Regions from separate parts of the Homo sapiens genome. Here region 1 is linked to region 2. Evidence: read pairs that join two places in POLR2A ChIA-PET (ENCODE). Cell type or tissue: OCI-LY7. All regions are shown on one strand. Links, peaks and the distances in the headings refer to the core of each region. The heading gives the core; the rest is flanking DNA.

Region 1 (10,178 bases), core at 2,179-10,178, 300 kb after region 2:
TTCTTACACAACACACTACGTGATGTTTTCCACATGCATGGGTCATTTGCTTCATTTACGTACAAATGCATAAGCAATATACTGTGTGGTGTGAGTTTGTGATGGGAAAAGGAAGAAGTTTTGCGGATACTACACTGGCTTCCTGCTATCTGTCTGTGTGAATGGCTATGGACTTTGTCTTCTATTTGTTCGCTTAGCGCAGATATGATCAGCTTACAACTTAAGATTCTAGAGAAAGAGGGTCATATCTGTAAAGCACTCTGAGCATGTGTGAAGTTTAATCAATAGCATATGAGGTTACAGCAAATTCACTATCTTTGTTTCTTCAGCTATAGAATGGCATGAGGATTCATCTCAATTTAGTTCAATTCTGTTCAGAACCATGAGCTAGCTGTTCATGGAAGGAAAGCCCACCTGATTGTGGCCAGGGAAGGAGAAACAACACTTTAACCAGGTTGATTTGGTTCTCACAGACACCATTGGCATGTGACATCTGGAACAGACCATGCCTGGTCTCTGTTCGTATCACTTACTATTCAGCTCAATATTGGTCTGAATATTCTTTAGACTGACTGAAATGAAAAGGAACTGTTGTGTAACCATCCATAATTCCAGCCTGTAGACCTGGGCTGTATCTCTATGCCCTGCCTGGCACAGACCCCACCTCCTGCTCCTTCTCCCTCACCACCAGTCAATCCTTGTCCTAATGAACAGGGAGGGCAACCCTGAATGGGGAGTGGAGGGAAGAGATGTCATGAGATGGCAACGTGCACCCTGAAGTGAGGATGAAGGCTATGTGAATGTTGTAGGCTGACAGCCGGGCATAGTGGCCCCGTTGCCATGGCGATGGAGGCATGTTGATGCGAAGTGTCTGCACAGCTCCTAGGATTTTTAACAGCAGCTGGGCAGAGCCTCGGCGTCCCTGAATTGTTGCCCCCCTGAGTCACTGCTTGGCCCCAGCTGTCCTGATCTCTGTTGACAAATGGTTGTCCTTCACAGTCAAACTACTAACAGTACTCTAATTAATGAATGTGCTAATTATTCTTGCCTACTCCCAGCATATTTGTCTAACTAACCTGTCACACACAGATCAGTGCAGCATATGCATAATTACGGAGAGCGCTGGGAGCAGGGGATGGGTGGGAGAGGGGTGGGCTCGCAGCCCTGTCGCTGTGGGATATTTCTTGTAAAGTTACCTTTGCTAACGGTCAGATGTCGTGGGGATATGTTATTTCCCGTGAAGTGTATATGTCTTCCTTTCTTTCCTTTCTAAGAATCTCTCTTCAGGGCTGAGGGGCCATTGCTCAGTGCTTTAGCCTGTGAGGGGATTGCCAGGTACAAATGCAGAAGGACCAGGGAGCCCAGGTTCTGAAGACGATTCCGGTAGCAGCACGTAGGGTGATTAAAACTCCAGACTTTAAAGCCAGACCGGCCTGGGCTTGAACCCTTGTTCTGCTCCTTGCTATGTGGGTCTTTGCCTTGACCACATTTTTTTTTTTTTTTTAAGACAGGATCTCCCTCTCTTGCCCAGGCTGTAATGCAGTGTTGCGATCACAGCTCACTGAAGCCTCCATCTCTACAGCCTCAAGCGATCCTCCTGCCTCAGCCCCGAGTAGCTGGGACTACAGGTCTGTGCCACCACGTCCAGCTAATTTACTTTTGTAGAGTTGGGGGTCTTGCTATGTTGCCCAGGCTGTTCTCCAACTCCTGGACTCAAGCCATCCTCTAGCCTCGGCCTTCCAAAGTGCTGGGACTATAGGCGTGAGCCACGGTGCCAGGCCCTTGACCACATTTTTAACCCCTCTGAACCTCAGTTTCACTTTCTGGGCAATGGGAGGGGGGTAATTTGTCCCTCAGAGGGTTGCACTGAGGGGCAAATGTGAGGCTCTGGGTACAATGCCCAGTACAGACTAGGTCCCCACGACACAGCCGCTCAGCGGCTCCGGATTCTGGGCTGCTCTGGACTGCGGCCAGGCGGTCTTCTGCGGGAATCCGGGCAGGCAGGGCGGGCTGCGCTCCCCTCCCCGGCTCTCCCGGTGCCCCTTGTCTTTTTGTTCTGTCTCAGCAGCTCTCTATTAAGATGAATGGCATTTCCAAAGGCTTCACCTCTGATAAGTGTTCCTCTGCAGCTGCAGCCAGAATCTTAATGTGCGCGCTGTAATTTAATGGCCGTCTCGGCTATTAACACGCTCTTCTCGGGTGAAGTGGACTCCCTCCATCCCCGGGCCTCTGCACGTGCTCTGCGCGCTGGCTGGGGGTGACTCCAAGGAGCTCAGAGCGGGGTGCCCGGCACCTCTCGCCAGGCGCCTTTCGACCTTCTAAAGCGCGAATGGCTGGACTTTTCTCCCATGTGTGGGGCCCCAGAAGGTGTGGGGCCCCAGAAGGTGTGGGGTCCCTGCGTTCCACGGAGCCCGGAAGGTTTCCAGTGATGGTGGGGGCTGACCACGTTGGTCCCCGTGGGTGCTGTTTTCATGTGCCGGCAGATTGGGATGAGTTTAAAAGACAGAAGCGTGTAGGATAGAGAAACTTCTTTAAAAACTGGAAATTTTAATCTGGGGATTATAACTATTGGACAGTCAAGTGCAAGAGTGAATACACTTCTCACTCCCTCCTCCCAATTTTTATTTGCGGGATTAGTCAGTCCCCCTCTGCCACATGATAATTGTGAGAACTACCAGGGTCTTCATTCTCCTGCCATCTGGTTGACCTCTCCAAGAATGGACACCCGGGCAGCCTGGGCCAATGAGGCTGTCCTAAGAGTTTAGATGAGAGAAGTCAGTCTTTGACAGGTGATGGAAGCTGTAAAATGTAAAACTCCACAGTTGGTGAAGATGTCTCCAGGAAACAGGTCTGCAGAGAGAATACGTTTGACATGCTAAGAGAAGCTGAGAGAGAGCGAGAGGAGAGATTGGAAGAAAGACAGAGACAGAGGTAGAGAGAAGGGAAAGAGAGAGAGAAAGGGACAGAAGAGAGAGAAAAAAGAGGGGGCCGGGCGCGGTGGCTCACGCCTGTAATCTCAGCACTTTGGGAGGCCGAGGCGGGCAGATCACGAGGTCAGGAGATCGAGACCATCCCGGCTAACACGGTGAAACCCCCGTCTCTACTAAAAAATATAAAAAAAATTAGCCAGGCGTGGTGGTGGGTGCCTGTAGTCCCAGCTACTGAGGAGGCTGAGACAGGAGAATGGCGTGAACCCGGGAGGCAGAGCTTGCAGTGAGCTGAGATCGCGCCACTGCACTCCAGCCTGGGCAACAGAGCAAGACTCCGTCTCAAAAAAAAAAAAAAAAAAGAGAGGAAGGGCGGGAGAGAGAGAGAGAGAAAGCTCTCTAGCTCCAAGGCCTAACCACATCTCTGTTCTTTTCAACTTCAGCTGTCAGATTTTTAGACTCTTTGAGTGAATAAATTCTCCTTTTTGCTTAAACTAGTTTGAGCTAAGTTTCTATTGCTTGCAACTGGAATACTTTGTAAGAGGACTGGCCTTCATTTCTGATGCATTGTCACTAAGATGTAAGTGTTAGAAGAGCTAACGCTTTATGGGGTTCAAACTCCTTGGCTACCAAAACCTAAACATCCCCTGAAACTTACCAAACTGCAGGTATGAATTGGATCTCACTAAGGTGAATATACAAATCTTGCAAGTGCTGAGCCCTAACCAATCTTGTAATAACTCTGTGGTAGTTAATTTTATGTCAAATTGATTGAGCTAAAAAATGCCCAGGTAGCTGGTAAAATGTTTTTTTCTGGGTGTGTTAGGGAGGGTGTTTCTGAAAGAGATCAGCACTGGAATCAGCGGACTAAGTAAAGAATTCCCACCCTCACCAATATGGTGGGTGTCATCAATCCACTGAGGGCCTGAATAGAACAAAAAGCGGGCAGAAGGGCAAATTCCCTCTTCTTCTTGAGCTGGGCCATCCATCTTCTCCTGCCCTTGGACACTGGAGCCCCTTGTTCTCCAGCTTTTGGATTCAGACTGGGTCTTGCACCATTGCCCTCCATCTTCTCCTGCCCTTGGACACTGGAGCCCCTTGTTCTCCAGCTTTTGGATTCAGACTGGGTCTTGCACCATTGCCCTCCTTGATGCTCAGGCCTTTGAATGCAGACTGGTCTCCACCAGCAGCTTTTCTGAGTCTCCAGCTTGCAGATGGCAAACCATGAAACTTCATGGTGTCCATGAGCATGTGAACCAATTTCTATTATAAATCTGCAATATATATATATGAGGAGACTTATTTATATATTGGTTCAGTTTCTCTGGAGAGCCTTGGCTAATATAAAGTCTATACTCTACAAAGTGCCCTAGGTACTCAGGGAGTACCCAAGTGTGTCATGACCAGCCCGACAGCCCTGGCTGCTGGCTTCCCCGCACACAACTCTGCACGCTGCCTTCATCAGCCTTTCTCTCTCAGCTGAACCGAGGGCATTGAAGCGGGCCTCTGGCACTGTACCTATGAGGGAGCAATATCTTCCCCTACACTGACCTCTTCCGTGCCGAGATGCAGCCCTCCCTGCTGCCACTAGTTACAGTGGTCCATGTTCCCTTTCAAAGTGAAGTTTTGATAAAAGCACCTCTTAACCAATGCCAAATAGCTAAGTCTGGGACAAAGATTGCAGGTATTTTGCATTTTCCATGTAACCTCAGAGGGATTGCCATTCACACTGATCTGAGCTGCAGAATACCAGGCAGCCACCTCACCCACCCAGCAGGTCCACTCTTATACTTTCTCAGAAAGCACAGCCACTCTACTCTTATTCAGTTGAAAAGAATTTCCAGGAAGGTGTTTCTGCGATTGCCTCAGAAAAGTCAGTTCCCTTTGGGAATTTCCCTTAGGGATCATCTGTAACTCCATTTCTGCCTTTTACCTGAATTCTTTGGTTTGGTTTGAATTCTTTGGTTTAATTTATGAATTCCCTTTATTACTTTTCTCTGAAGAAATGGAGATATCAGCTGTCCCTCCCCACTGCCATTTATTCCTTCCTTCATTCAAACCTTATGTGGCTGCTACTTACCGTGTGTTAAGTGTTCACTTTTTTTCTTGGAATTCAAAAAAAGAAGGACAGTATTTGGGGCACAGATCTTTTGGTGTTCTATACATTTTTTTAAAGTTTCATTTTACATTTGTGTGTGCGTGTGTGTGTGTGTGTGAGACAGTCTTGCTCTGTTGCCCAGGCTGGAGTGCAGTGGCATAATCATTGGCTCACTGTAGCCTCAAAGTCCTGGGCCCAAGCAATCTTCCCACCTCAGCCACCCAAAATGCTGGGGTTACAGGTTTATGCCACTCTGTCTGACCTGAAAGTTTTGGGTTTACTTTCCCTTCTTTCTCTTTGCTGAAGTCAGAGATGATGGCAGCTTCCAGATTCTCTGGTGCCTGTGCTGGGCTCGTGCTGGTCATGGTCTTGGGTCCAGGATTCATTCTGGAGACTCTCAGGGAAGTTTCCCATGACAAGGAAATGTAGGAGAGTGTGCTGGCTTTGCGTGCTCCTCTGCCAAGCCCTGCTTCTCCTGGTGGGACACACTGAACCACAGCCAGGGCATTTTGGTGGTTAGTTAAAAAAAAAAAAAAAAAAAAAAAAAGGAAGAAGAAGGCACTGTGTAATTGTGCCGGGGATCTTCAGAAATTGTAATGATGAAAGAGTGCAAGCTCTCACTTCCCCTTCCTGTACAGGGCAGGTTGTGCAGCTGGAGGCAGAGCAGTCCTCTCTGGGGAGCCTGAAGCAAACATGGATCAAGAAACTGTAGGCAATGTTGTCCTGTTGGCCATCGTCACCCTCATCAGCGTGGTCCAGAATGGTAAGGAAAGCCCTTCACTCAGGGAAGAACAGAAGGGGAGATTTTCTTTGATGGTTGTTTGGAAGTCAGGCTTAAACAATTGTGTCTGTGTGTGCGCATGCACAAACACTTTTACCTTATCTTTATTTTCTTCTTTTTATTTGAATGTATAGGGTTGTGTGTATTTCTGTGTAAATTTGGGGTTTTCCTCCTCTTAGTCTTTCACTTTTGTGGTGATTACCAGTCCCATTTTTAGAGCCAGGGCTGCAACTTGAAGGTTTTGCTAAAACCCTCACCGAAGTGTCTATGATCAGCATTTTAACTATTAATTAATGTGGCCAGGCAAGGGGTGGAAGGTGAGAAGACTAGAAAGGGAACATGATATACACATTTACTCAGATACTGGGCTTTTCTAACATCTGCAGTGCAATTGAAGTTACCAGTCATCTGCAGTCTAAAAAGAAAGTGATTTTGGGAGGTGCGTAGAAAAAATCATCTTATTATTTTTCCTCTATATTACTTTTTTCTTTTTTTCTCCTGAAGAAACTTTTTTTTTTGGTGATACCTTCTTTTTCTCTAGCACGTATAATTTTGGAAGCATTTTTCATATGCAGTGTATACTTCAGAAAGAGAGAGAGAGAGAGGAAAATTGTCCTGTTCAGCGTTTGCATTTCCATTATTCCTGCTATTAGTTAAAAACAACAACAACAACAAAAAACAAGCAGGATACCTAGATCTGGAAAAGGGAGAATTGTGTAGAGCTGTCTTCCTAAAGTTCTGAGTTAGGGCTGCCTCAGACCACTTTCATAACTATCTCCAGTGGCTTTGTGTTTTATATTTATTAAGATAGAGAAAAAAAGAGTAATTACTAAGGGCAGCTGCTGTAGCTTTATGGTGATTACTGAACATTGACATGCTGTCACGTTTTTGGAACTTTGAGTATTTAATCACTTTGGGATATTCTATTTTCCCCCATCTTGAGTGTGGACAGATGCTGGTGATGTAGCCTTCTGGGCACAGAGCAAGCCTCCCCCTCAGCCTCTGCACCAGAAAGGCTCAGCTTCACACACTCCAAGTATGTTTTCTACAAGAACTACACTTTGTGGCTTTCTGACCCAAACATTTTTATACTAAATTACACACAACAAAGTTGTAGCTCAGAGAGGGAACAAATGGCTTATTTAGGCCACCATTTTCTTGAGCCATTATGATTTCACACAGGGCTCCCTTGGCCCTGTAAATTGGCAAGGATTCCATTATTCAACCCGCATACATGTACAGAGACCCTGCTCTGGCCCAGATAGTATTCTGGGTACAGGCGGATAGAGCAGGAAACAAAACAGCTACAGTGATGGACAGGTCAGCCTGCAGCAATGCCTGCAGTCTCTGCAAAGGTAGCTGTATGGGTGGGCAGGTGGCTAGCACTTATTCAGCTCTGGAAGGATCTCCCCTCTGGCCTCTCCCCTGACACCCATCAATAAAACTGAGGAGCATCGGTGGACAGGGGACCTTGTGCCCCCTCCCTGCCTGTGCAGTTGGGGCTGAACCCAGCTACGAAGTTTGAGCTCACTCTCTCCAGCTCCCTCTCAATTCAGAGCTGAACTGTGGGAAGCTTCAGAGCTCTCTGTTTCAAGGACAGGTTCTCCTCACCTCTCCTAATGGAGGTGCACCAGGGAACTGGCCCTGCTCTGCCCAGGGCTTTCTCCTGGACTTTGCCATCATGGTCTAGCAAACCCTGTTCAGATTGAGGTGAGTGGTGAGATTTCGAATTCTTTTTGACAGATAGGATTAAGTCTTCTTCTGTGGGACAAGTGGGAGGTAGAGGTAAGATTAAAGATGGCCAAATGTCTGAGTCCTGACAGCCACAATATGGAGATCTAGACTTTTTACAGACCACAGGGCACAGGGGCCTCACTAACAGAGTTCCCGGAAGTGATGAGTGTGCTGGGGGCTTCCTGGTTGAAGAGACACTAGAATGGACCAGCTGGGAGCTAATTTTTTGGGCTGGAGTGTGATGGCCTGCACATCACTGCCTCTGTCCCTCCATTGTCACAGCTGCCCCTTAGGAGCCAGCTGAGGCAATTTGTGGTCAGAGTGACTTTGCACAGTTGTCCTGCCTGTGTTCAGGAAGGGAGTTTCTGTGGTCCCTTTGAAACCACAGAAGAGCCCCTCGTATAGCTCTCAATGGAGGGGGCAAAACATTCAAATAACTCAGGAGATAACACAACTATTTGTTTTTAACTGTGAGTTTTTAGGCAATCACAAAGATCCAGATGTATGTCCAAGCCTCTCTTTGCAATTCTAATTAACCTCAATGTTGCAACCATAGACCTACCTTACAGAGTTCAAAAAAATATGCAAAAACCCTGCCTTTCTTCTTCCTCATACCCCAAAATGCCATTCTGAACATTTCCTGTTAGTTAAAAAAAGATTTCCATGGTGTTACCAGGCACTGTACACAGTCTGTGTCCCAAGACAAGGAGGTACAGTTCCACATGCGCCCATGACTGGGTTGGGCTCTGCACTCTCTCTATACTTTGAGAGCCTGATTTTCTGTGATTGGGCAGAGCTGGCCCACCTGGTGCAATGTCCTCCTCTGCCTTTCAAACATGTTTTAGTCATCAAGATCTTCAAATTTGTAACCCTTTCCAGCTTGATCCAGCAGAATGCAGATTTGGAAAAACAGAACGAGTTTAAAATACATGATTCTAAGAAACCTGGACCAGAACTATCAAAACTTGGTTTCCCAGAGAATATAGCAAATGGGCTCATTGGCCAATACTATGACATTGGCTTTTGAGAAAAGAAAGGCTTTATTGCAAGGCTGGCCAGCAAGGAGACAGGAGTTGGGCTCAAATCTGTCTCCCCAGTTTGGGGCTTAGGGCAAGTTTTAATTACACAGACGCATTTCTTATGAGTAGCAGGCAGAGAGCCTCCAACTTCTTCTGCCTAGGTACCAGCAGCTTAGACATGATGCAAACCTGGGAAGCACATACTGTATTTGGAGAAAGTGATTGGGAAGAAATGTGAGCTGAGGGGAGGGGCTCAGTGCCCCTGAGCTACACTTAGTGATGGCAGAGGAAGGATGTCCTCCCGCAGGAGGCTGTTCCACATCTGCTCTGGTTGTAGGGGGAGCTGGCAGGCATTAGCAGCGGCCTCTTTCCCCCAAGAGAGGCAGCCTCCTCCAAGTTTTGGCGACATTATGGCCCTGCAATCATAAGGGTTTGTGAGCATAGTGCTAAGGAGGGAAATGGAGCTGCTGTTACTAGTTCCACCCCAACACACACACACACACTCACAAGAAACCTCACAAGCACCGTATTGGAAGACTTTGCCATCCAACCTGGGATTTGACAGGCTCTAGAAGCAGAATCATAGACTCATGAAGTTCCCCCAAAGCAGGAATCTTCCTTACAGTAACCCCCAACCACCCCCCTCCACCGCCTCCACCGGCTGCTTCTTCCTGAACACTGCAGTGTTTGGAAAACTCACAAACTTCCAAGCTTGCCTTTCCTATTGTTGCATGGATTGAAAGCTTGCGTTGTGTGAAGAATGGCGCTTCCTGCTGTGCTTAGTTTTATCTCATATAATCTTTGCACCATTTAATCCTTGCACTCACCCACTCATGCAACTGCCTTTGCAGAGACTGGAGGGGCCGCTGTAGGCTGACCTTTCCTTCACTGTACCTATTTTGTTCCCTGCTTTATTCCCCTGCACCCAGGACACTGCCTGGCACAAAGACAGGTCTTTATAAGTGTATGCAAGTGAATAAAGATATATATATTATTATTGTTATTTTTGAGACAGTTTCACTCTGTCACCCAGGCTGGAGTGCAGTAGCGCAATCTCAGCTGACTGCAACCTCTGCCTCCCAGGCTCAAGTGATTCTCATGTCTCAGCCTCCTGAGTAGCTAGGACTACAAGCATGTGCCACCACGCCCAGCTAATTTTTGTATTTTTAGTAAGGACAGGGTTTCACCATGTTGGCCAGGTTGGCCTCCAACTCCTGACCTCAAGTCATCCTCCTGCCTCGACCTCCCAAAGTGCTGGGATTACAGGCATGAAACCAGCCTAGAAATACATACTATTATTTATTCTTGTTTTACAGATAAGCAAAGTGAGTCATGGAGAATTTGGTTGAAAGTCCCAAGGTCAGGAGTCGTGAAGCTGGGATTAAAACCTAATCATCTGACTTTAGAGAGTAGACACTTGCTCCATGCATATTGCCTCCAATTCATTCATTCAAGCACTCCCTGCTCAAGAAGTTCTTTCTTATGTTGAGCTGAAATCTGCAGCCCTATGCGTTTTACCCAGCAGTCCTGGTGCTGTTCCCTAAAATCACTTAGACTGTGCCTGCTCTTTCTGTGTTTACAGTGTCAGCTGTAATATCCCCCTCTTCGGCCTAACGTTT
Region 2 (12,974 bases), core at 2,315-10,314:
CTTCTTTAAAATATACATATGTCATGCCTCTGCCTGAACTCTTGACAGTACTGACTAGAATGCCTTTTCCTACTAGTGGACCACATGCATAAAATAGTTTCACAACACATGGTTGTTGGAAGGGCCATCTCTGATGCAGCATATATACCAGCACTTAATGTTAGCATCTCTCACCACTTAGTGAACAAATTTAGTCATAAGTCAGGCTGGGATTCTAATTTTTTTTATTATTTATTTATTTATTTTACAGGCAGGGTCTCTGTTGCCCAGGCTGGAGTGCAGTGCAGTGGCATGATCATAGCTCACTGTAACCTTGAGCTCCTGGGTTCAAATGATCCTTCTGCCTCAGCCTCCAGAGTAGCTGGGACTACAGGCATGTGCCACCATGCTGGCTAATTTCTTTTAAACATTTTTTGTAGAGACAGGGTCTCACTATATTGTCCAGGCTGGTCTCGAACTTCGGCCTCAAGTGATCATCCCGCCTCAGCCTCCCAAAGCACTAGGATTACAGATGTGAGCCACCGTGCCTACCCCAGGCTGGGATTTTAAAGACAGGCAGGCAAGGGCCTTTGTTAGAAGGAAATTGTCCAAAATTTCAGCAAGCAAACATGTGTTTTTTCTTGATGAGGACACCATACAACACACATCTCCACTAGTGCAAGACACTTGGAAATGGGCTTTACCAGCGATATGTCCAGAAGAGGTGAGGCGCTAAGACAGCTAGTTTACTGGCCTCAGTATTTCTCTTGCTCACTAGCAAGAGAAATAGGTCAACATTTCAGAATCACATAGAATTCTGAGGAATCCATGAGGTACAGAGACTCATGCCCACGTCACCCTCTAAAGTTCAAAGGATATGCCTTTACACATGGGAAGATGCTATGCAGTGACTATTAGAAAAGGTTAGAAAAATTTAAAAGGGTTTTTTGTTTTCTGTTTTTTTGTTTGGTTGATTTTTCGGACTCACCAAAGTAGCCACTAGACCATCAAGTTTGAGAGACACAACTTCATAAAACACAAATGTCTGTAATCCCAGCACGTTGAGAAGCCAAGGTGGATGGATCACTTAAGCATAGGAGTTTAAGACCAGCCTGGGCAACATAGTGAGACCCTCATCTCTACAAAAAATACAAAAAAAAGTTTGCCAACTATGGTGGCACATGCCTGTGATCCCAGCTGCTTGAGAGGCTGAAGTGAGAAGATCACTTGAGCCTGGGAGGTTGAGACTGCAGCAAACTATGATTATGCCACTATATCCCAGCCTGGATGACAGAGCAAGACCTTATCTCAAAAAAGAAAAAAAAAGAAGAAAAAAGAAAACACAAATGCCTGTTTCTGTATTAAGATACTCTTCTATTACCATGAAAAGCTTGGAGGGGCCAGGTGCGGTGGCTCATGCCTGTAATCCCAGCACTTTGGAAGTCTGAGGCGGGTGGATCACGAGGTCAGTAGTTCAAGACCAGCCTGGCCAAGATGGTGAAACCCCGTCTCTACTAAAAATACAATAATTAGCTGGACTCGGTGGTAGGCACCTGTAGTCCCAGCTACTCAGGAGGCTGAGGCAGGAGAATTACTTGAACTGGGGAGGCAGAGGTTGCAGTGAACCGAGATCGCGCCACTGCACTCCAGCCTGGGCGACAGAGCAAGACTCTGTCTCAAAAAAAAAAAAAAAAAAAAAAAAAAACAAAAAAGAAAAGCTTGGAGAACCAGAAATTTAATTTGTTTACTCTTTCATTAAGTTGTCCAACAAACTTTATTGAACACGTCCAATGACCAAAAGCTGCACTTGGGTCTGGAGATACAACTGTAAAGGGGACCTACACCCTGCCTTTGAGGAGCCTCCAACCCTTACCCCATTTTAGGCTGTGCATATGTAGTTTCAGGCTAATTTGCACAACTGGACCACCTATTTAGAACATGAGAATCAGAGACAAGTGGTTTCTTGAACTCATCAATAACCAATTATCACTAAAAAGTCTATGTTTAGATATGAGAAAGTATTCCGTGACCTATTTCATAAACCTCATTTAAAAATATACTTGGTGGCCAGGTGCAGTGGCTTACACCTGTAATCCCAGCACTTTGGGAGGCTGAGGTGGGAGGACCACTTGAGGCCAGGAGTTCAAGACCAGCCTGGACAAGATAGCAAAACCCCATCTCTAAAAAAACTAAAAAAAAAGTTAGTGAGGCATAGTGGTGCATGCCTATAGTCCCAGCTACTCAGGAGGCTAAGGCAGGAGCATCACTGGAGCCCAGGAATTTGAGGCTGCATTGAACTATGATGGCACCACTGCACTCCAGCCTAGGCAAAAGAGAAAGACCTTGTCTCTGGAAAAAAACAAAACCAAAAACCACCACCACCACCACCAACACCACCACCACCACCACCACCAACAAAAAACTCAGAAAACAAAAGTAAAACAATGGACTTTTTAATCCTAAAGTGAGGTAATATACCTGAACACCCATATATTTTTGGATATCCACAACAGCAAAGCAGAAAAGGTGAGGTGAAGGAGAGATGCTTGTGGGGGCCCCTTCTTTTCCATCATTTTAGAATCAACTTGTTTTCTCTGTATTTGAGAAGTATTTGAGGCCATCACCCCCAAGAGGCCAATCCAACTGTAATGGAGTCACACAGACTCACATGATCAGATAGACTTGGCTTGGTTGTGTTTTTTGGGTTTTTTTTGGTTGTTGTTGTTGTTTGTTTGTTTGTTTTTCAAGACTGAGTCTCGCTCTGTCACCCAGGCTGGAGTGCACTGGCACGATCTTGGCTCACTGCAACCTCCTCCTCCCAAGTTCAAGTGATTCTCTTGCCTCAGCCTCCTGAGTAGCTGGGATTACAGGCGTGAGCCACCATGCCGGCTAATTTTTCTATTTTTAGTAGAGATGGGGTTTCGCCATGTTGGCCAGGCTGGTCTCAATCTCCTGACCTCAAGTGATCCACCTGCCTCGGCCTCCCAAAGTGCCGAGATTACAGACGTGAGTCACCGTACCTGGCCAGACTTAGTTTTTATAGAAGGGTAAAAAGCCTTACAGATAATGTGGCTGGCCAGAGCCTGGATATGGAGGCAAAAGTCCAGATTTGGAATGACCCATCTGACATGTCCCCTTACTTGTTCGGGCCCCAGGTTACTCACTTGTGAAATGAAGGCATTATGCTGGATGATGTCTGAAGTCCCTTCGCACATTCCACTATTACGTGGTAACAGTGGCATTCTTAGCATGTTTTGTGACTTTAATTCATTGATTAGATATTTCATCAATGACCAAAGTTGCTTCAATGCTAAGATTAGAACAATTTTGGTGAGGCTTCAAAGTTAATAATTAATGCAAATAAATGAGCCATTTCACACCTCTGCTAGTATGCTCTCCTTTCCAACTCTCTGTACAGAAGAACAAATAATAGCAAACAGCAATGAATTAATTCACAAGCAAAGATTACTTCTGGCAATTAGGAAAGACAGACTCTTTTCTGTTTATATATACCTATTCTGTACATAAATATGTGTTCACATTTATAAATATATATATGTACCATTTTTCATTAAATACAAATATTCCCAAATAATATGATGATGCTAACACCTATAATATTTGTTGAGCACATACTGTGTGCCAAGCACTGTTGAGGACTTCATAGACATTATCAATGATTTCTTATTTTCATTTATTTCTTCTATTTCCAGTCTTAATGCCACAAATGATTTCTCAAAATATGGAGATTTGCAAAGTTTATTGTAAACATTTTATCTAGCAGGCACAACTGTTAACAGAGTGTAAGGAAATGACAATTCTTAAAAAATACTCTCAATTTATCTGAACTTTTGATCTGAACTCTCAATTTATCTGAACTTTCTGGAAAGGTATTCATTTGAGCATGTTTATCTGGGGACAGGGATTTTGTCTCCACCAAAGCTTTCCTCTTTTGGACAGAGAGAAAAAATCTTGGAGATTATGGAGGACGGGAGACATTGCCATCCCTAGAGAGATCAGAAAATTTAAAAAATCTCAGTCTGCCTCAAGGAAAATTTCCTGGCAATGAGGTTTATATTTGATAAGTTGTGATATTTGAACCACATGCTCTGGAAACAGTTATAAAATAAATTTTCACATAACTGAGACAATTTAGGTGTGGTTCTTTCAATCTGGACCGTATCAGAATTCATACTGGAACTGAAATATCTCAGAACCACTAATTTCCATCTCCTTTGTTAATGCAGAACTCCCAGAGCAGTGATGAAACACTTAATCGCATAAGGGATGTGTTTCATATTATGATGATTATAAGGCTACATGTTTTCCCAAAATGTACAAATACAATGTGGCATGTTTTCTTTACTCATATGCCTGCATATGGAAAACAGAAATAAAAATTGTTTACTTTGGTAACAACAAATGCCATTCTCTTGCTTAGTAGCTTTTGATATCCTTCAGCCAAACATGCAGCCTCTCAAAATACCAGAATCTGGCCGGGCACGGTGGCTCACGCCTGTAGTACCAGCACTTTGGGAAGCCAAGGTGGGCCAATCACCTGAGGTCAGGAGTTCCAGACCAGCCTGGCCAACATGCTGAAACCCCGTCTCTTCTAAAAAAATACAAAAATTAGCCAGGCATGGTGGTGGGCACCTGTAATCCCAGCTGCTTGGGAGGCTGAGGCCGGAGAATGGCTTGAACCTGGGAAGCAGAGGTTGCAGTGAGTGGAGATTGCACCACTGCACTCCAGCCTGGGTAAGTGAATGAGACTTCATCTCAAAAAAAAAAAAAGATACCAGAATCTGTATTAAATACAATGAGTTTCTCACTCCCAGCCTCCTTTTCCTCTTTCTTTCCTTTTTTAATGACTCCATTGTTAAATAAGAAATGGATAATGTCAGCTTTCCCAATGGCACTAGTAGTATTTGTTGCTGTTTCATAAGTAATTTAGGAAAGCAACTGAAGCATAAAGGAGCTAATTATTTATTACTGTCTTCTCCTCTACTGGGTATCACTACAATCTTTAATATTAATGTCTTTCTTACAAGTGTAGGGTTGGAAAATTGAAGTCAGTGAGTTTCATTGATAAATTAAGCAGCTATGAAATGTTATCAGGTGACTAGCTGATCCTGATTTTATCATCAAACTAAAACAGTGCTTTGCTTAATGCATGCATTATCTAAATATTTAATCTAAGTGTGTGTTGATGTATTCTTAATTGTCATAGCACCTTCTTTAAGTGAATCTCTTTTAGGGTCATAAGCAGTTTGAGCTGGTTCTCATAAGTCAAGTGCAAGCTTACCAATCAACAGTTCGACAACCAGTGTGGTACGGACAAAACAGACTGAGCCGCGACAGAACAGCAGCCTGAGTGATGATAGCTGTGCTCAGAAGCCAGCCTAGCCAGAGCTGGCAATTCAGGCAATTCACAGGATAAATCAAAAGCCACAGTCTGGGAGCCTAGAATCAGCAGAGAGGTGTCTGATGTGGATATTGTCGGAAAGCGTGTGCATTGTACAGCCAGCGTATGTCAGAAGAAACATGGTTCTAGTACGTTGCTTTTCAAACTCTACAGGGTGTAGGCAGAGATCATTAAGCAAACAGATGTCAGAAAGGACAGAAAGCTCCTTACCTGGTTCAGCTACCACCTCTCTGTAAAGAAGAGTGCATAAAACCCACACAGATAACCCACCTCTACCCACCCATAGAACATCCTCACTCTAGGAGCATGAAAATACCTAGAGGTTTTCAAGTCTCTCGACGGCCGTGTGAAAATTAGCCTAAAATCACATGTGCACAGGCTAAAGATGCAAACCATTTTCTCAAATGAGCACCACATCTTTTCAATTGTTCTGGAATTGGTGACACTACCATCATCCTCTTGATTCCTGTGGAATCTTCTTGGACCCTGACCTTAATGTCCATTTTGCCTGCCCCATGGTGACCCAGCCCCAGTGAGTGTTTTACCTCCAATGGCCGGGAAACCACAGAACACGCTGCCTAAAGCACCATTTATTTTTTATTGTTTGAGACAGGGTGTCACTGTGTTGCCCAGGCTGGAGTGCAGTGGCACGATCTCAGTTCACTGCAGCCTTCACCTCAGGCTCAAAGGATTCTCCCACCTAAGCCTCCTGAGTAGCTGGGACTATAGGCACACCACCACGCCTGGCTAATGTTTTTTTTTTTTATGTTTTGTAGAGATGAGGTTTTGGCATGTTGCTCAGGATGGTCTTGAACTTGTGGGCTCAAGCGATCAATCTGCCTTGGCCTCCCAAAGTTCTGGGACTACAGACATGAGCCACAGCACCTGGCTTTTTTTTTTTTTTTTTTTTTTTTTTTTGAGACAGGGTCTTGCTCTGTTGCCCAGGCTAGAGTACAGTGGTATGAACTCAGCTCACTACAGCCTTGAGCTCCTGGTCTCAGGCAATCTTCCCACCTCTGCCTCCCGACTACAGGTGTGAGCCACCACACCTGGCTAACTTATCACAGATATGAGCCACTGCACCTGGCCAAGCACCATTTTTGTCACTGTCAGTTTCCTGCTTGAGAAATTACAGTGGCTTCTGCATTACTTTAATAATTGTGTCCTCCTTATGACCCTTTGTAGTCTCCAAAGGCTGGGCTCCTCTTCTGTTGCTGAGCTAATCTATTTATTCTCCCCGCCTGCGCTTGGCTCATTCCTGGGCCCAAGCCTTACCACTTGCTACTCTTCCTCTAAATTTGGATTTCTTCCCCTCTCTTGTCCTCAAACCCACTGTCACTTTTGAATTTGAAGACATGTTGCTTTGCACGCCGCTCCTCTTTGGGGTACATCTGTGAGCACCTGCATGGCTAAGAGGGAGTGCTCAGTGAGAACCCAGTGAATGATGAAGGTGTATGTGAATGACGATTGGATGGGAGAGGCTGCCCAAGTGGAAAAGCGGTATTTGCTTTTCAGTACAGGAAAATTTCCGTGATATTTTTCTGGCACACAATAAAGAAAATGCTATATTGAAGCAAATTAATATATTTTAACTTTGTGTAGATGCAGTGGGAATTACTTTTTAAATGGTGTATGGAAATAAAAGAACTGGTTGAAAAGAACAATTTTTCAAATGAATGTGTCTAATGTCTCCCAACAGATAAGGAAGGGAATAGAAATTTGTGAAGAGGATCACACACCATCACTTTTACACACTCACTATGTGATTTCGCAGTAGAATTAGAAAAGTCAAATTTCATAGTCCAAATGTAGAAAATAGTAGGAATTAGGGCTGGGTGTGGTGGCTCACACCTGTAATACCAGCAATTTGGAAGGCCAAGGTGGGCGGATTGCTTGAGTCTGGGAGTTAGAGACCAGGCTGGGCAACATGGTGAAACCCTGTCTCTACAAAAAATATATAAAGTAGCTAGGTGTGGTGGCTGGCACCTGTAGTCCCAGCTACTTGGGAGGCTGAGACAGGAGAATCGCTTGAGCCTGGGAGGTCAAGCCTGCAGTGGGTGGTAATGGTGCCACTGCACTCCAGCTTGGGTGATAAAGTGAGACCCTGTCTCAAAAAAAAAAGAAAAGAAAATAGTAGGAATGGCTAATTGATGAATAGGTTAGTTCAAAAGAGAGCTCCTAACTGCCCACTGGCCGTACCCCAATTAAAGTAACTTCCAGAAATAATTCTTCTTCAAAAATACATTATCTATGCAAAGGATTCTTTATTAATAACATACATCAGGGTTTGGCAAACTATCTGTGGGCCAAATCCAGCCCGCCTCCAGTTTGGGTAACTGTAAGTTGCTTAGAGTACAGCCAGGCTCGCTCTTTTTGGATTGCCGATGGCTGCTTCCAACTACTATGGTGGAGCTGAGCAGTTGTGATAGAGACCCTACAACTCACAACACTGAAGACCTAAGTTGCAGACTGAAAATGAACCTTACAGGAAAGGTTTGCTGACCCTTGACCTACATGATCTAAGGATATAGTGCGTAATTTGTCTGGAAGTGCCATTAACTTGCTTTCTCCAGTGGGAATGTAGCATGGTTGGGTACATTAATCCTGAAATAAGTGAGAGATCCAGACCTCCTGTGTGTCCTTCCCATCAGACACTGACCTAGGGCCTGGAATCTCCCTAGCTTGCTAAGGAAGCAGTGACCTCTGGTTACCAAGTAGAGGGATCAAGTCCTCCTGGCTTTCCAGGACTGTCATGGTTTAAAAACAAAGTCTCACCTTCCGGGAAATCCCTCAGTCCTAGGCAAACCAGGATGGTTGGTCACCCTGAGATATAATGGATAGATCATAGGGCCCAGGGCAGACTAACTTGAGCTCAAATCCCACTTTTGTGACTTCACACCATGCAACCTTGGGCAAATTACTTTACCTCCCTGAACCTCAGTTATCCTGTCTATGAATTGGGACTGAATCTATTTGAGGAGTTGTAAGGATTAAAGGAGATTATGGGCCAGGCACAGTCGCTCATGTCTCTAATCCCAACACTTTGGGAGGCCAAGGTGGGAGGATCAGATCACTTGAGGCCAGGAGTTCAAGACCAGCCTGAGCAATATGGCAAGACCTTGTCTCTACAAAGAAAGGAAGAAAGGAAGAAAGAAAGAAAAAGAAAGAAAGAAAGAAAGAAAGAAAGAAAGAAAGAAAGAAAGAAAGAAAGAAAGGAAGGAAGGAAGGAAGGAAGGAAGGAAGGAAGAAAATTATGCACTGAAAGAGCTTACTTGCACATAATAGACATTGACTAAATACTAGTTCCCTTTCTACCTTTTTGACCACCATTAGCTAAAGTTTTAAAAAACTCAATCTTTAGCCAAAACTCCTTTTTTCATAAAAGGAGAAAATTAGGCCAGGCATGGTGGCTCACGCCTGTAATCCCAGCACTTTGGGAGGCCGAGGTGGGCAAATCACTTGAGGTAAGGAGTTCGAGACCAGCCTAACCAACATGGTGAAACCCCATCTCTACTAAAAATACAAAAAAATTAGCCAGGCATGGTGGCGCACACCTGTAGTCCCAGCTGGAGGCTGAGACACAAGGATCTCTTGAACTGGGAGGCGGAGCTTGCAGTGAGCCGAGATCACACCACTGCACTGCAGTCTGGATGACAGAGAAAGACTGTCTCAAAAAAAAAAAAAGAGGAAATTAAAATAACTTTTGTATGCTCCCCATGTTCTAGTGATGTCATTTTTTTGCCCCTTATAAATACATACCTAATAAACAAATAACTTATTCTGCAGTGGAGAAAATAAACCATACACATATAATTGCCCGATTACTGTTTTATATTTTAGAGTCTGGAGACAAGTGGTTGCTTCTGTTTTGTCCAACTATGGATACATCGCAGAAAGGTTTGCTCTGCTCAACTAGTTAAAGTGGCACCTGATGCCCCAGGTCCGTGGCCAGATGCAGAACTCTGGGCAACAAGGGCCAGGGCCTTTTTCTAATCTAGCATTTCATGCCTCTAACGGAAAATGTTGGCAGGAAGTTGATAGAGCCTGAGAGTGCTACCTCACTTGTGATTCATCTGATGGATCAGTGTGACCTGAAGCACTAAGTTAACCAACAGGCTCATTAATTTTTAAAAGAGGTGGTTAGTAATAAACCAATAGTGCTGTACAAATCCAATAGCAGCCTACACACCTTCAAAAGTCCCCAGAATGAGATCAAAGGACAAGGCAGCATCAGTTTCATTCCAACAATAGCATTTTGATTTAACATCCACTTTGTTGGCAAATGTGCAGGAATAAAATAATGCGTATTCCTATAGTAATTTATATTCTAAATTACACTGAAAAGCCTAGGTGGTCCCCAACAAATTCAATTTCCTTTAGACTGTAGCTATATTAGTTTGAAGAATCAAGTTTGTACTGGATGAACTGATCAAATAAATCTAAAACTATCAGCATGTTAATGGAATATCCATTACCTAAGGCCAGGCGTGGTGGCTCACACCTGTAATCCCAGCACTTTGGGAGGCTGAGGTGGGCGGATCACGAGGTCAGGAGACCAGCCTGGCCAACATGGTGAAACCCCATCTCTACTAAAAATACAAAAATTAGCCAGGCGTGGTGGTGCGTGTCTGTAATCCCAGCTACTCAGGAAGCTAAGGCAGTGAGAATCACTTGAACCTGGGAGGCAGAGGTTGCAGTAAGCTGAGATCGCGCCATTGCACTCCAGCCTGGGCAATAGAGAGAGACTCCATCTCAAAAATGAAAATAAAAATAAAAATAAAATAAATAATGCATACCTAATGTATCATAATGGTTCAAAATACCTACAATCATAGCTGGTTCCCAATGAATTTAATTTACTTGAGCTTGTGGCCATATGATTTTAAGGAATCAAACTTTTTGCTTAATTTATTAGTCAAATCAGCCAAAACTTATAAATTCAGTGAAAAAAATAGTTGTTTGGCTAATTTGAGTGGTTAATGCAGTAAAGTGAGTCAAATTATTAGCTCAAAATACATACTGCCTTAATTTGATCTAAACTATAAACATCTGCTTTGCCTTTTTGGTTAGGGTGACACCAAAAAGCATTAGTTTCCAAACTTGGCTGAGCATTAAGAATCCCCAGGAATGCTTTTAAAACTTCCAAAGCCCAAGCCACACCCAGACCAAGTCAATCAGAATCCATTGGGTGAACCCAGGCATCAATCCCCTGGATGATTCCAATGTTCAGAATTCAAGAAATTCCTTGAGATCAGGAATTCAAGACCAGCCTGGGCAACATGGCGAGATCCCATCTCAAAAAAAAAAAAAAAAAAAAAAAGAAAAAGAAAAGAAAGCAATAGCTAACGATTTATTAAGCTGTCACCAAATGCCAAGCATAATGGCAGGCATTTTCCATGGATTATTTTATTAAATTCTCACACATACCAGTGAAACCTTATAAAGTCAGTAGGATTGTTGTGCCCATTTGACAAATGGAGAAATTGAGGCACAGGAGGCTGGGTACTTGCCCAAGGATACCCATACTAGCAAGTGGTCAAGTGAGAGTCGTCACAAATGCAGTGACTCCAAAGCTTTAACTTGAATTATTTTTTAAAACCAGTGACTTAAAACTCAGTGCTTCTTTAGGTCTTTGTACTTCCTTATCTTATGTCTTGAGGGCATTGGTTTGTATCACTTTTCTTTGTTTCTTGGTTTTCTTTGTTTCTGGACGCCAAGGCCTCTCCAAATAGCACGCGAAAGCAATTTCTCATGCCCCTGGGAGAGAGGTAGGCGTGGCTTTATGGATGTGATAGGCAGAGGACTTAATATTCTGCATTAACATCTCCTTCTCTCTCAAGGGAATTTCTAGCAGACTTAAAGCACTGTAGGCAACAGAAAGGAAACCTGAAATGCAACATCCACCTGGAAGACACATACATATTTGCTGAAGCGTGTTTCAAATTTAACTGAAAAAGAAGAAGAATATAATTGTGCTTCTCATTCACTGCAAATCTTGTGATTTCATAGTCTTCAGTGTTGACCTGTCAACCTGTATGGGTTGTTTGTTTAAAAAGGTTGTATTTTTATTTTATTTTATTTTTTTAGGCAGACCACTTAAGTATCATGTGTTACTGAATACCAGCTGAATTATTTTGTTGTTGTTGTTTTGACAGTCTTGCTCTGTTGCCCAGGCTGGAGTGCAGTGGCCTGATCATAGCTCACTGCAACCTCGAACTTCTGAGCTCAAACGATCCTCCAACCTCAGCCTCCTGAGTAGCTGGGACTACAGGCGTGCACCATCATGCCCAGCTATTTTTCAAAAAAATTTTTGTAGAGATGGAGATCTGACTTTGTTGCCCAGGCTGGTCTCAAACTCCTAGCCTCAAGCAATCCTCCCACCTCAGCCTCCCAAGGTTCTGGGATGATAGGTGTGAACCATTGCATCTGGCCCACCAGCTAAATTCTTAACATTTAAACTATAAACATTACAATTTTTTGTTGCAGAACAAAAATGAAAAGAAGAAAGATGAAAATACACTACAATGTCACGGTCATTTGCACCAGTTTCCTGTGTACAGCTCTGCTGCTCTACGCTCATTTCTCAATCAGGTTTTGTCTCTCTTTTTTGCATTAAAAGCTGAGAGAGGAGCTAAAACTGCCCTGAGAAGCTCCCCCGGGACCCTGCCTGATCATCAGGGGAATGGGGCCTACCTCAGCAGTCTACTTTCTTCATTCAGCCCTATAGCCTCAGGAGAGAAGTTTGTCTCGCTCAGAGGAAGCAGTGGCCGCTCTGTCCCATACCCTGTCAGGCCATTTCCCATAGGAGACTGGACCTAGGGTGTGTGCTCAGGGTCCCAGTTTCTGCGGCGTTGAGCGGGTCCGGTACTCCTTTCCACACCAGGCTGAACCCCAAGGAAGCGAATCCATGTCCTCGTGGAAGAATAGGCCCCAAAGTGCCAAGCATCAGCCCCGTCAGTGCTGCCTGGAGAGCCGCCTGTGTCCTGCAGAACTTACACCCATGCAAGAGTGCACCCACTCAGCAAATGCGGGACACCGTCAGGAAGAACAAGACATCCTTGCTTCAGCTTCCCTCCTGTCACCTTTCCACTTCCCTTTGGGGAAGGTGTGCCTGGGTTTGCACACGGACTGGGGCCCCATCCCTGTTCCCCGCTGTGTGTGGCAGGGCAAGGGAATGCATTTTTAAATACCTTTCAGGCTAGGATTCCTTTTTTTTTTTTGATGGCATACTCTAACTCCAACATTTCTTCTGTAAGTATCACCAGTTATTTTACTAAAATCTAGATTTCCCAATCCAAGTGTTAGGAAGGTACTATGCTGCTGCTGCTTTGGGGCTTTCTGTCTGGCAACATCTATAAACAGTGCAATAGTGACTGTAGTCAGTTTCACGGTCTCATGTCTGAATCTTTTTTTTTTTTTTTTTGACAGAGTCCCACTCTGTCTTAGCCTCCCAAGTAGCTGGGATTACAGGCGCCTGCCTCCACGCCCAGCTAATTTTTTATTTTTAGTAGAGAGGGGGTTTCACCATATTGGCCAGGCTGGTCTTGAACTCCTGAGCTCAAGTGATCTGCCC

What was found. Peaks named below come from ENCODE experiments on the same cell type or tissue, not always from the same donor. Only the 100,000 strongest peaks of a DNase experiment are listed, where the experiment ranks them.
Region 1: POLR2A ChIA-PET joins it to region 2 with 25 read pairs; 3 of 35 experiments call an interaction of 5 or more read pairs at or near these places.

The regions. Positions count from the first base shown.
Region 1 is chr13:30,729,888-30,740,065 of GRCh38, forward strand. ALOX5AP (arachidonate 5-lipoxygenase activating protein) reads left to right here and starts at 5,656. Exons shown (of 5, transcript NM_001629.4): 1 at 5,656-5,788. The coding sequence starts at 5,719. LOC124903146 (a long non-coding RNA gene) reads right to left here. Exons shown (of 3, transcript XR_007063743.1): 3 at 2,635-2,850. RefSeq lists a silencer at 8,687-8,878. In OCI-LY7, for the core only: no CTCF peak of the experiment used is centred there; DNase peaks (open chromatin) are centred at 5,644, 7,704, 8,224, 8,894 and 1 weaker place; H3K4me3 peaks cover 4,273 bases; H3K27ac peaks cover 3,699 bases.
Region 2 is chr13:30,431,995-30,444,968 of GRCh38, forward strand. No RefSeq gene overlaps it. Among named protein-coding and RNA genes, the nearest start is that of UBE2L5, 16 kb to the left of the region's middle. In OCI-LY7, for the core only: no CTCF peak of the experiment used is centred there; DNase peaks (open chromatin) are centred at 6,477, 8,997 and 9,427; H3K4me3 peaks cover 1,473 bases; H3K27ac peaks cover 5,179 bases.